2 separate regions of the Homo sapiens genome follow, and region 1 is linked to region 2. A link is an interaction called in ENCODE POLR2A ChIA-PET data of the cell type or tissue named here. Cell type or tissue: PC-9. All regions are shown on one strand. Links, peaks and the distances in the headings refer to the core of each region. The heading gives the core; the rest is flanking DNA.

The links. ChIA-PET counts read pairs that join two places held together with the same protein. Peaks named below come from ENCODE experiments on the same cell type or tissue, not always from the same donor. Only the 100,000 strongest peaks of a DNase experiment are listed, where the experiment ranks them.
Region 1: POLR2A ChIA-PET joins it to region 2 with 13 read pairs; 2 of 35 experiments call an interaction of 5 or more read pairs at or near these places.

What each region holds. Positions count from the first base shown.
Region 1 is chr19:49,490,457-49,495,713 of GRCh38, reverse strand. It overlaps RPL13A (ribosomal protein L13a), which reads right to left. Exons shown (of 8, transcript NM_012423.4): 4 at 5,138-5,239; 5 at 4,850-4,935; 6 at 4,615-4,674; 7 at 4,167-4,289; 8 at 3,406-3,985. The coding sequence ends at 3,899. It overlaps SNORD34 (small nucleolar RNA, C/D box 34), which reads right to left and starts at 4,807; the gene lies at 4,742-4,807. SNORD35A (small nucleolar RNA, C/D box 35A) reads right to left here and starts at 4,539; the gene lies at 4,454-4,539. SNORD33 (small nucleolar RNA, C/D box 33) reads right to left here and starts at 5,097; the gene lies at 5,015-5,097. RefSeq lists enhancers at 1-535, 3,099-3,338, 4,504-5,107. In PC-9, for the core only: a CTCF peak has its summit at 3,218; DNase peaks (open chromatin) are centred at 1,963, 2,342 and 2,833; H3K4me3 peaks cover 561 bases; H3K27ac peaks cover 3,439 bases.
Region 2 is chr19:49,931,869-49,937,507 of GRCh38, reverse strand. It overlaps ATF5 (activating transcription factor 5), which reads right to left. Exons shown (of 3, transcript NM_001193646.2): 3 at 3,573-5,086. The coding sequence ends at 4,416. It overlaps MIR4751 (microRNA 4751), which reads right to left and starts at 4,444; the gene lies at 4,371-4,444. In PC-9, for the core only: no CTCF peak of the experiment used is centred there; a DNase peak (open chromatin) is centred at 5,177; H3K27ac peaks cover 22 bases.

The DNA of each region.
Region 1 (5,257 bases), core at 1-5,000, 440 kb after region 2:
TGCAGTGAGCTGAGATCGCGCCATGGCACTCCAGCCTGGCCGACAGACAGCCTGGGCGACAGAGCAAGACTCCGTATCAAACAAAACAAACAAACAAACAAAAAACGGGCTCGGTGGCTCACGCCTGTAATCCCAGCACTTTGGGAGGCCGAGGTGGGCGGATCACCTGAGGACAGGAGTTCGAGACCAGCCTGACCAACATGGAGAAACGCCGTCTCTACTAAAAATACAAAATTAGTCGGGCATGGTGGCGCATGCCTGTAATCCCAGCTACTCAGGAGGCTGAGGCAGGAGAATCTCTTGAACCTGGGAGGCGGAGGTTGCAGTGAGCCGAGATCGCGCCATTGCACTCCAGGCTGGGCAACAACAGCAAAACCGTCTCAAAAAAAAAAAAAAGAAAGAAAGAAAGTTACTCTCGCCGAGTGCAGTGCGCCTCGCCTGTAATCCCAACACTTTGTGAGGTCGAGGGAGGAGGATCGCTTGAGCTGGGGAGGTCGTGGCTACAGTGAGCTATCATTGCGCCACTGCATTCCAGCCTGGGCGACGGAGCGAGACCGTCTCAAAAAAAAAAAAAAAGAGAAAGAAAGCTACTCTCTCCTCATTTCATCCGCAGACGATGATTTAATTGGTGCCAGGGGTTGGCGTGGAGCGATCCTTCTGCCGTTTTTCTGAAGATAACAGGATCGTCTAGTAGAACTTTATGTGATGGAAATTTTCTATATCTGCGCTGGTGGACACGGTAGTCACTGGCACTCTAAATGTGGCTTTTATGACTGAGGACATAAATGTTTAACTTTGATTGTGTTATATCTAAATAGCCACATGTGGCTAAAGGCTACTGTGTTGAACAGCACAAGTCTATAGCTGAATATTACGGTTTTTTTTTTTTTTTTTTTTTGGACGGAGTCTCGCTCTGTCACCCAGGCTGGAGGGCAGTGGTGCGATCTCGGTTCACTACAAGCTCCGCCTCCCGGGTTCACGCCATTCTCCTGCCTCAGCCTCTCCGAGTAGCTGGGACTACAAGGCGCCTGCCACCACGCCCGGCTAATTTTTTGTATTTTTAGTAGAGACGGGGTTTCACCGTGGTCTCGATCTCCTGACCTCGTGATCCGCCCGCCTCGGCCTCCCAAAGTGCTGGGATTACAAGCGTGAGCCACCACGCCCGGCCGGTATTTTATTTATTTTTAGAGACTCCCTAGGGTATCTCTCTGTCGCCCAGGCTAGAGTACAGTGGCTCAATCATAGCTCACTGCAGCCTCGACCTCCCCAGCCTCAGGTAGTCCTCCCACCTCAGCCTTGCAAGTAGCTGGGACTACAGGCATGTGTCACCATGCCCAGCTAATTTATTTTATTTTTAGTAGGGACAAGGTCTCGCTATATTACCCAGACTGGTCTCGAAATCCTGGGCTCAAGTGATTCTCCAGCCTCGGCCTCCCAAAGTTCCGGGAACAGGTGAGACTGCACCCAGCCTCACTCTATTCATATTTAAGTGCTCAGGAGCCACAAGTGGGGTTAGTGGCTTGTGTATTGTGTATCAGTTAGTGCAGCTATAGAACATCTTAATAAAAAAAAAAAAAAAATTGGCCGGGCGCGATGGCTCACGCCTGTAATCCCAGCACTTTGGGAGGTGGAGGCGGGTGGATCACGAGGTCAGGAGAGCGAGACCGTCCTGGCTAACACGGTGAAACCCCGTCTGTACTAAAAATAAAAAAAATTAGCCAGGCACGGTGGCGGGCACCTGTAGTCCCAGCTACTCGGGAGGCTGAGGCAGGAGAATGGCGTGAACCCGGGGGGCGGAGCTTGCAGTGAGCCGAGATCGCGCTACTGCACTCCAGCCTGGGCGACAGAGCCAGACTCTGTCTCAAAAAAAAAAAAAAAATTCTTGTTAACTCAGAGTCTCCCTATGTTGCCCTGTCTGGACTCCAACTCCTGGACTCAAGCCAGTCCTCTCACTTCAAATGGTTGGGGTTACAGGTGTGAGCCACCACATCCTGTAAGAGTTTTTTTTGTTTTTTGTTTTTGTTTTTTTTTGAGACGGAGTCTTGCTCTGTCGCCCAGGCTGGAGTGCAGTGGTGCAATCTCGGCTCACTGCAACCTCTGCCTCCCGGGTTCAAGTGATTCTCCTACCTCAGCCTCCCGACTAGCTGGGATTACAGGCGCCCTGCGCCACGTCCAGCTAATTTTCGTATTTTTAGTAGAGGTGGGGTTTCACCATGTTGGCCAGTCTAGTCTCTAACTCCTGACCTCAGTTGATCCACCCGCCTTGGCCTCCCAAAATGCTGGGATTACAGGCGTGAGCCACTGCACTTGGCCAAGAGTTCTTTATGGCAGGATACAAGACCTTCAAAAAGAGATGACTTGTAAATGTTTTCTCCTAGTCTGTGGCTCGTCTTTCCTGATGGTGTCTTCTCAGTCTTAAAAATTTTTATAAAGCCCACATTCCCATTTGCTAATGGATCATGCTTTTGGAGGATAATTGTGCCGTTTCACATGGAATTGGTGAAATTGAAGATTATGCTCTAAGTCTGGTTATTTCTGGAGTCGGCTTCTCTGGTGGATGAGAATCCATGTGGGGACTCTGGCAGGGGTAGGCACCACCCATGTTCACTGATTCTCAGGGAAAACACAAGCCACTGCGGTCTCTTCAGACTCTTCTGGAAAGGTTAATAAGCCCCTGATGGAATGGTGTGGCAAGTTATAATCTGCTATCAACACAATGCACATCACTGTCCACTCATCTTTCTCTGGGGTAAGGTTGTACATGTAAGTATACAGGTAACAAACAGTTACTCCTGAATCTTGGCATCCAACCGCAAGGACAGCATGAATCTAGCTTCCTTTACTTCACAGCATGTTTACTTTTAGTGTTTAGGCTGTTTAGCGTGGAGACCTGGGTATGACGTATTACTGAACACGACTGCTAGACATCAGTAAAATGGGAACGGGGCCTGCTCCAGCAAGCTTTGACCAGGGACATTTTATGAAATTGCTACCTAGTACTAAATGCTCTGTATCAGTGCCCTTTCTGGGATTCAGACTGGCAGATCTAATGGGTTCTCTTAGTGCATAAAGCCTAGCGTTATCTGTTATTCTAGTGCTTATCATTTGCAAAATGCTAGTCTCTACAGACCGCCGGGACTACAGCAGCCTGGCAGCAGGGCATGGGTCCATACTTTGCAGCTGAATTAGAATGAGACAGCTTTACATTAACTAGGAAGCACCAGGCACTGCTGGCCACATTTTATGTCTTTGGTTTGTAAACGGTGTCTATAAAGGATCATTCAATTTATAGCAAGTTACATATATTCTGTATATTAGCACAGCCCATTCTACCCTCTTCAAGCTCCTCACCCCCCATTTGCCAGGGGCCTGCCTCCACAGCAGACACAGTGCAAAGACGCCAGATTTCTTTAAAAGCAATTTATTTCTGATTACAAAATACAGGTGAGGAGCATGGGCGATGCCTGTAACCCCTTGGTTGTGCATCTTCCCAGTCTATTTCTGCTTCTAGAAATACCCTGTGTACAACAGCAAGCTCATGCTGTCCCCAAGTGCTTGCACATTCTAACAGCTGCAGAGTATATGACCAGGTGGAAAGTCCAACAGATGCCCCACTCACAAGATAGGGCCCTCCAATCAGTCTTCTGGCTCCCTTTCACTCATAGTAACTGGTTGCTCTTCCTATTGGTCATAGATAAATGACACCTGCACAATTCTCCGAGTGCTTTCAAGCAACTTCGGGAGGCAGTGACTAAGACCCTTTCCTTGCTCCCAGCTTCCTATGTCCCAGGGCTGCCTGTGGCACCTGGACTGCTGCTGCCCCTGGGTCCCGTACATTCCAGGGCAACAATGGAGGAAGGGCAGGCAACGCATGAGGAATTAACAGTCTTTATTGGGCTCAGACCAGGAGTCCGTGGGTCTTGAGGACCTCTGTGTATTTGTCAATTTTCTTCTCCACGTTCTTCTCGGCCTGTTTCCGTAGCCTCTGCCAAGAATAAGTGCAGGTGGTGGTGGTCAGGAGGGGTTGCATTGCCCTCATTACATGGACTGCATCCCACCCCAACCCCGGCTGGTCCTTTGCCAGTTAAGAGTACTCTGTGAGCAAGGCACCTGCCAGGCCTGTCCAGGAGTGAGATGCCCCCCTCAGCACCAGCCCCTGGCCTCACCATGAGCTGTTTCTTCTTCCGGTAGTGGATCTTGGCTTTCTCTTTCCTCTTCTCCTCCAGGGTGGCTGTCACTGCCTGGTACTTCCAGCCAACCTCGTGAGCCAGGCGCCCCAGATAGGCAAACTGCGGGGGGGGGGGGGGGGGGTGAACAAATGAAGTTGTAAGGATATCTAAGCCCCCACACCCTGAAGAGCCGGAGCTGTTGAGAGCTGGGAGGTGACTGACAGCTGGGCATATCATAATGCAACTGTTCTCTGCAGGCCTGTTAGAAAAGCACCCACCCAAGCCTCCTGGCATCAGCTAAGCCATTGGCATTGTCGCCATTCCCACAGGGACATCCGCAGACCATCGTGAGATAAGGACATCATCTGCCAGGCTCCAGGTCCCCAGGTCCCTCAGCAGGCCTGAAATCTCCCAAGTAGATGGTGCAGCGTAAGCTGGGACTCACCTTTCTTGTAGGCTTCAGACGCACGACCTTGAGGGCAGCAGGAACCACCATCCGCTTTTTCTGTTAGAGAAAGAGAGGGGCTTAAGAGCCCGGGAGGGACAGACAGGGAAGGAGGTCGGCTGGACTGGCGTCTCAGCCAGTGCTGCTTTCATGAGGATCAAACAATGTAGGTAGTTGCGGAACATCATGGACGCCACAGGTAAGGCCGCTGCCTGTGGGGTTTGGCATAGCTCACCTTGTCGTAGGGCGGTGGGATGCCGTCAAACACCTTGAGACGGTCCAGAGCGGCCTGGCCTCGCTTGGTTTTGTGGGGCAGCATACCTGTTGGGTGACAGATAGCAGGCCCAGTCAGAGGGCCTCATAAGGATGCCCACCCACCCCACTGAGGTGGGCCCATGGGGTGGCCTCAGATGGTAGTGCATGTGGAGTCATCTCATGGTCGGGAAACTCGAATGTGAGTGGGAGAAGTTCTCATCACCGGCCGCCTGCCCGTCACCACCTGCAGTCCCCACGCTCTGCTCACCTCGCACGGTCCGCCAGAAGATGCGGCTGGGGGCCCGGAAGTGGTAGGGGCCTCGGGAAGGGTTGGTGTTCATCCGCTTGCGGAGGAAAGCCAGGTACTTCACTAGGGAGAGGGGAGAGT
Region 2 (5,639 bases), core at 265-5,264:
GTGTGCACCTGTGGTCCCAGCTACTCAGGAGGCTGAGGCCGGAGAATCGCTTGAACTCGGGAGACAGAGGTTGCAGTGAGCCAAGATCGCGCCACTACACTCCAGCCTGGGCCACAGAGTAAGACTCTGTCTGAAAAAAAAAAAAACAGACTTATACTCATTTCCCCACTTCATGGAATTGCAAGCATTCAATGAATACAAATACAAAACACATCAGAAGGCAGAAGTGGGAAGTAACTGCTTAACGGGGATGAGGTTTTCTTTTGGAGTGATAGAAGTGATTAGGAAAGAGAGGCAGTAGTTGCACAGAACCGCGAATGTACTAAATGCCACTGTTCTATGAAATGTTCCCTGTAAAATGGTTTTCTATTATATGAATTTCACCTCAATTAAAAAAATCATACTTGGTGAGGAGACTTTATTTAGAGACTCAGTCTGGCTATGTCACCCAGACGCAATCATGGCTCACTGCAGCCTTGAGGAAAGAAACTTTATTTGAAAGGATTTTTTTAAGGTGGGAAAGGGACTATTGCTATAAAGGTGAGGACATTGCAATAGGGAGAAGCAAAAGATTTGCAAGTGAGACAAGAATTGGGCAGGTTTTTTTCCTTTTTTTTTTTTTTTGAGACAGAATCTCACTCTGTCGCCAGGCTGCAGTGCAGTGGTGCAATCTCAGCTCACTGTCGTGCCATCATGCACGGCTAATTTGTAATTTTTTTGTAGAGATGGGGTCTTGCTATGTTGCCCAGGCTGCTCTGGAATTCCAGAACTCAAGGGATCCTCCTCAGCCTCCCAAAGTGCTGGCACCACAGGCGCAGGCCATGTGCACAGCCAAAGACTTTTTCTTTTATGGGGAGGAGTAAACAAGGTTAGAAAGAACCAGCTGTGGGAAAATAAGATGCAAGGGCTATTGTACAGGACAATCGACCAGGGAATGTTTTATTCTTCTCAGGAGAGGTGCTTAAGGAGGGGCTGTATTCTGGCTGAGGCTGTGGATGGACTGAAATTCAGAGGCCTGGCAGTGAGGAGAGTAAGTTAGGTTAAACAAGCATTTTGTTTCAATTGATCACTGGGGACAAAACAGTTCAGTTAATCATGTACGAGACAACGAAATGGGAATTTGGAGGGTCTATGTCTGCCCTTGTCTTAGACAAGGGGTTCATCCTCAAGTCTTATCTAAGTCATATACGGAAGGGTGGTTCTTCTCAGTAAGCCATCTCCTGGAATGCAAAAAAGCGGGAGGATTTCTTTTTTGTTGTTAGTTTTTTTTAACTTTTTGTAGAGACAGGGTCGTGCTATGTTGCCCAGGTTGTTCTCAAGCTCCTGGGCTCAAACGATCCTCCCACTTTGGCCTCCCAAAGTGTAGGGATTACAGGGGTCAGCCACTACACCTGGGCCGGAAAAGTGGGGGGATTTCTTCACTGTCGCTGTTGTCCACACACGCAAGGCTCCGGTAAAATTCCGCACTGTTGCAAAGAAAGATGCTTTGCTGCTGGGTGGAGAACTTTTTTTTTCTTTTTTCTTTTATTTATGTATTTATTTATTATTATTTTTTGAGACAGTCTTGCTCTGTTGCCCAGGCTGGAGTGCAGTGGCACGATCTCGGCTCAATGCAACCTCTGCCTCCTGAGTTCAAGCAATTCTCCTGCCTCAGCCTCCTGAGTAGCTGGGACCACAAGTGTGCACCACCATGCCCAGCTAATTTTTGTATTTTTCATAGAGACGGGGTTTCACCATGTTGGCCAGGATGGTCTCCATTGCTTGACCTCGTGATCCACCCACCTCAGCCTCCCAAAGTGCTGGGATTACAGGCATGAGCCACTGTGCCCAGTCTTTTTTTTTTTTTTTTTAACAGGTTCTTGCTTTGTCACCCAGGCTGGAGTGCAATGGCACAAACATGGCTCACTGCAGCCTCAACCTTTGGGTTCAAGCAATCCCCCCGCCTCAGCCTCCTGAGTACCTGGAACTACAGACTACAGGTTCATGCCACCACGCCCAGCTAATTTTCTTTCTTTTCTTTTTCTTTTCTTTTTTTTTTTTTTTTGAGACAGAGCCTTGCTCTGTTGCCCAGGCTGGAGTGTAATGGTGTGATCTCAGCTCACTGCAACCTCTGCCTCCTGGGTTCAAGCCATTCTCCTGCCTCAGCCTCCCAGGTAGCTGGGACTACAGGCATGCGCCACCATGCCTGGCTAATTTTTTTTGTATTTTTAGTAGATGAGGTTTCACCATGCTGGCCAGGCTGGTCTTGAACTCCTGACCTCAAATGATTCGCCCGCCTCGGCCTCCCAAAGTGCTGGGATTACAGACGTTGAGCCAAGGCGCCCGGCCCCACCTAATTTTTTTTTTGTAGAGACAGCATCTTGCTATGTTGCCAAGGCTGGTCCCCAACTTCTGGCCTCAAGCGATCCTCCTGCCTCAGCCTCCCAAGTATGTAGGACTACAGGTGCACACCACCTCACCCACTAATTTTTTTTCTTTTTTTTTTTTTGAGATGGAGTTCCACTCTTGTTGCTGAGGCTGGAATGCAATGGTGCGATCTCAGCTCACTGCAACCTCCGCCTCCCAGGTTTAGGGGATTCTCCTGCCTGAGCCTCCCAAGTAGCTGGGATTACAGGCGCCCACCACCATGCCTGGCTAATTTTGTATTTTTAGTAGAAACAGGGTTTCACCATGTTAGTCAGGCTGGTCTCGAACTCCTGACCTCAGGTGATCCACCCACCTTGGCCTCCCAAAGTGCTGGGATTACAAGCGTAAGCCACAGCACCCAGCCATTTTCTTAAAAATTATTTTTTGTAGAGATGAGGTCTCATTATGTTATCCAGGCTGATTTCCACCTTCTGGGCTCAAGCAATTCACCTGGCAAAGCCTCCCAAAGTGCTGGGATTGCAGGCGTGAGCCACTGCACCCACCCTGTTATCTTTATTACTGTCTTTTTCTTTTTTTTTTGAGATGGAGTATTGCTCTGTCGCCCAGGCTGGAGTGCAGTGGCGCAATCTAGGCTCACTGCAAGCTCTGCCTCCTAGGTTGAAGTGATTCTCCTGCCTCAGCCTCCCGAGTAGCTGGGACCACAGGCGCCCGCCACCACACCCGGCTAATTTTTCATATTTTTAGTAAAGACAGGGTTTCACCGTGTTAGCCAGGATGGTCTCAATCTCCTGACCTCGTGATCTGCCCACCTCAGCCTCCCAAAGTGCTGGGATTACAGGCGTGAGTCACCACGCCCGGCCCTCCCCACCTCCCCCCCCCTTTTTTTTTTTTTTTTTTTTTGAGATAGCGTTTCAATCTTGTTTCCCAGACTGGAGTGCAATAGAACAATCTTGGCTCACTGCAACCTCCGTCTCCTTGGCTCAAGCGAGTCTCCTGCCTCAGCCTCCCAAGTTGCCGGGATTACAGGCACACGCCACCACACCCAGCTAATTTTGTATTTTCAGTAGAGATGGGGTTTCACCTTGTTGGTCAGGCTGGTCCTGAACTCCTGACCTCAGGTGATCTGCCCGCCTCAGCCTCTCAAAGTGCTGAGATTACAAGGCCGCCTCTCCCCAGCTGCTTCTCTCAAAGACAAGATGCACAAGCCAGAGGAAATGTTTCGTTTTATTTTTGCTCATAACCTCCCAAAAAAATCAGTACCCCGCCATCCCTCACCCAGACACAGCCCCTCTCCAACACCTTCACGAAACACTGATTTTTTTTCTTAGAGCTAAAATGAACACCCAGTCACCAACTACAGCCCTGCCCTGCCCCTCCTCCCACTGGCCTGCTCATCTTCCCGCACTGCAAACCTGGCCGCCTTTAGCCTCCCTCCCTTAGCGTAGTGTCCCAAGGTCACCTAGCCTGCTTTTTGCCTGTAGGATATGGGTCCCCTTCTCAAAGCCCGCCCTGACTTACTTCCTCATTTGCATAGTCCTTCAGCTCTATCCTGTCGCCACTCCACCCACCCCAGACAACCACCTGTAAGAAACCAGGTTTGAAATTCAAGAGACCAGGTTTCCAAGCTCCCAGCTGCTTCCCTGTGGGCCTCGGTGCCTCGGCTGTTATGTGACGGGCATAGACATTGACTAAGGCCAAACATTTCATGATTTGGACGAGAAAGGAGGGAAGGAGATCCAGAAATACGCAAGAGAGGTGATAAGCAGAGACAGAGGATAAAAGGATAAGAGTAGAGAGGAGTTGGGTGGTTTGGTGGGGAAGAAGGGTTGATTTTTTTTTTTTAATAGAGACAGGGTCTTACTATGTTGCCCAGGCTGGTATTGACCTCCTGGCCTCAAACGATCCTCCTGCCTTGGCCTCCCAAAGTGCTGGGATTACAAGCATAAGCCACTGCACCCGGCCGAGAGGGGTTTGGAATGAAGGTAGAGGCAGGGGGATGAAGGCGCCAGAGCTGAAGACCAGCCCCCAGAAGCCACACCCCTGCCCTTCTAGCAGCTACGGGTCCTCTGGCTCCGGGCCTTGTAAACCTCGATGAGCAGGTCCTTGACGTACTGGATCTCGCGCTCCACGGACTCTGCCCGTTCCTTCAGCTCGCGATTCCGTGCCTCCAGCCCCTGGCACTCGCCCTCCAGGGCCTCACCCTCTGCCCGCTTCCGCTGGCGGTACCTCAGAGCCGCCGACTTGTTCTGGTCTCTCTTCTTTTGCTTGCGGTCCCCTCGGGTGGTGGCAGGATGTGGGTAGGGGGCCAGGCGAGAAGGTTGAGGTGGAGAAGGAGGAGGGGGCTGCTGTGGCGGGGGCAGAGGCGGCATCCCCACTTCCTCCTGCCCGGCCTCGTTGCGGCAGTAGATGGCCAGCAAGTCCAGAGTATCCAAGACAGGGGGCTGGGGGAGGTCAAAGGAGGGGAGGGACAGGGGGAGGGAGGGGGCTGGTGGTAGTGGTGGTGGTGGTAGTGGCGGCGGGGAGGGTGGTGGGAGGGGCGGGGCATCTAGGAAGAAGTCTTCCATCTGTTCCAGCTCCTTCTTGAGGAGGGAGGCCATAGCTTCCAGGTCAGGTGGGGTTGGGGAAGGTTGGGGGAGGGTGCCGGGGGGTAAGGGAGGCTCCAGAGGGAGGAGAGCTGTGAAATCAACTCGCTCAGTCATCCAGTCAGAGAAGCCATCACCTGGGATTAAAGTGGGGAGGGACACAAAATTCCCTGAGTTGCTGGTCTTCTGCGTAGTTGGGTGCTGACTCACGTCTCATTCAGGTGCATCTGTCCCATTCATTCAGTAAAACAACTAACCACTGAATCATCAAACCAGTCAATAAACCAACAAACCAGTGAAGAAACCAATAAACCAGTCAACGAACCAACCAACAATCAACCATCTAACCACCCAGTCAACCAACCAACCAACCAACCAACCAATGAACTAGTCGACCAATCAATCAGGGAATCGGTCAACCAACCAAATAAATCAGTCAACCAACCAATCAACCCATTAATCAACCAATGAACCAGTTAACCAAAACCCAACAAATTAGCCAATGAAAGAATCAGTCTTAACCCATAAGAGGGTCCAGGAGAAAAAAAAAATTAAAAAAGAAAAAAAGAACCAGCCAACCAACCAATGACTCAAGCAACAGTCAACCAAGCATTTCTTCAACCATTCCAACATCTCCTTTACCGAGTACTCTGTATCTGTGGTGTCTCTATTCTCTCTTTTTAAAAGGCA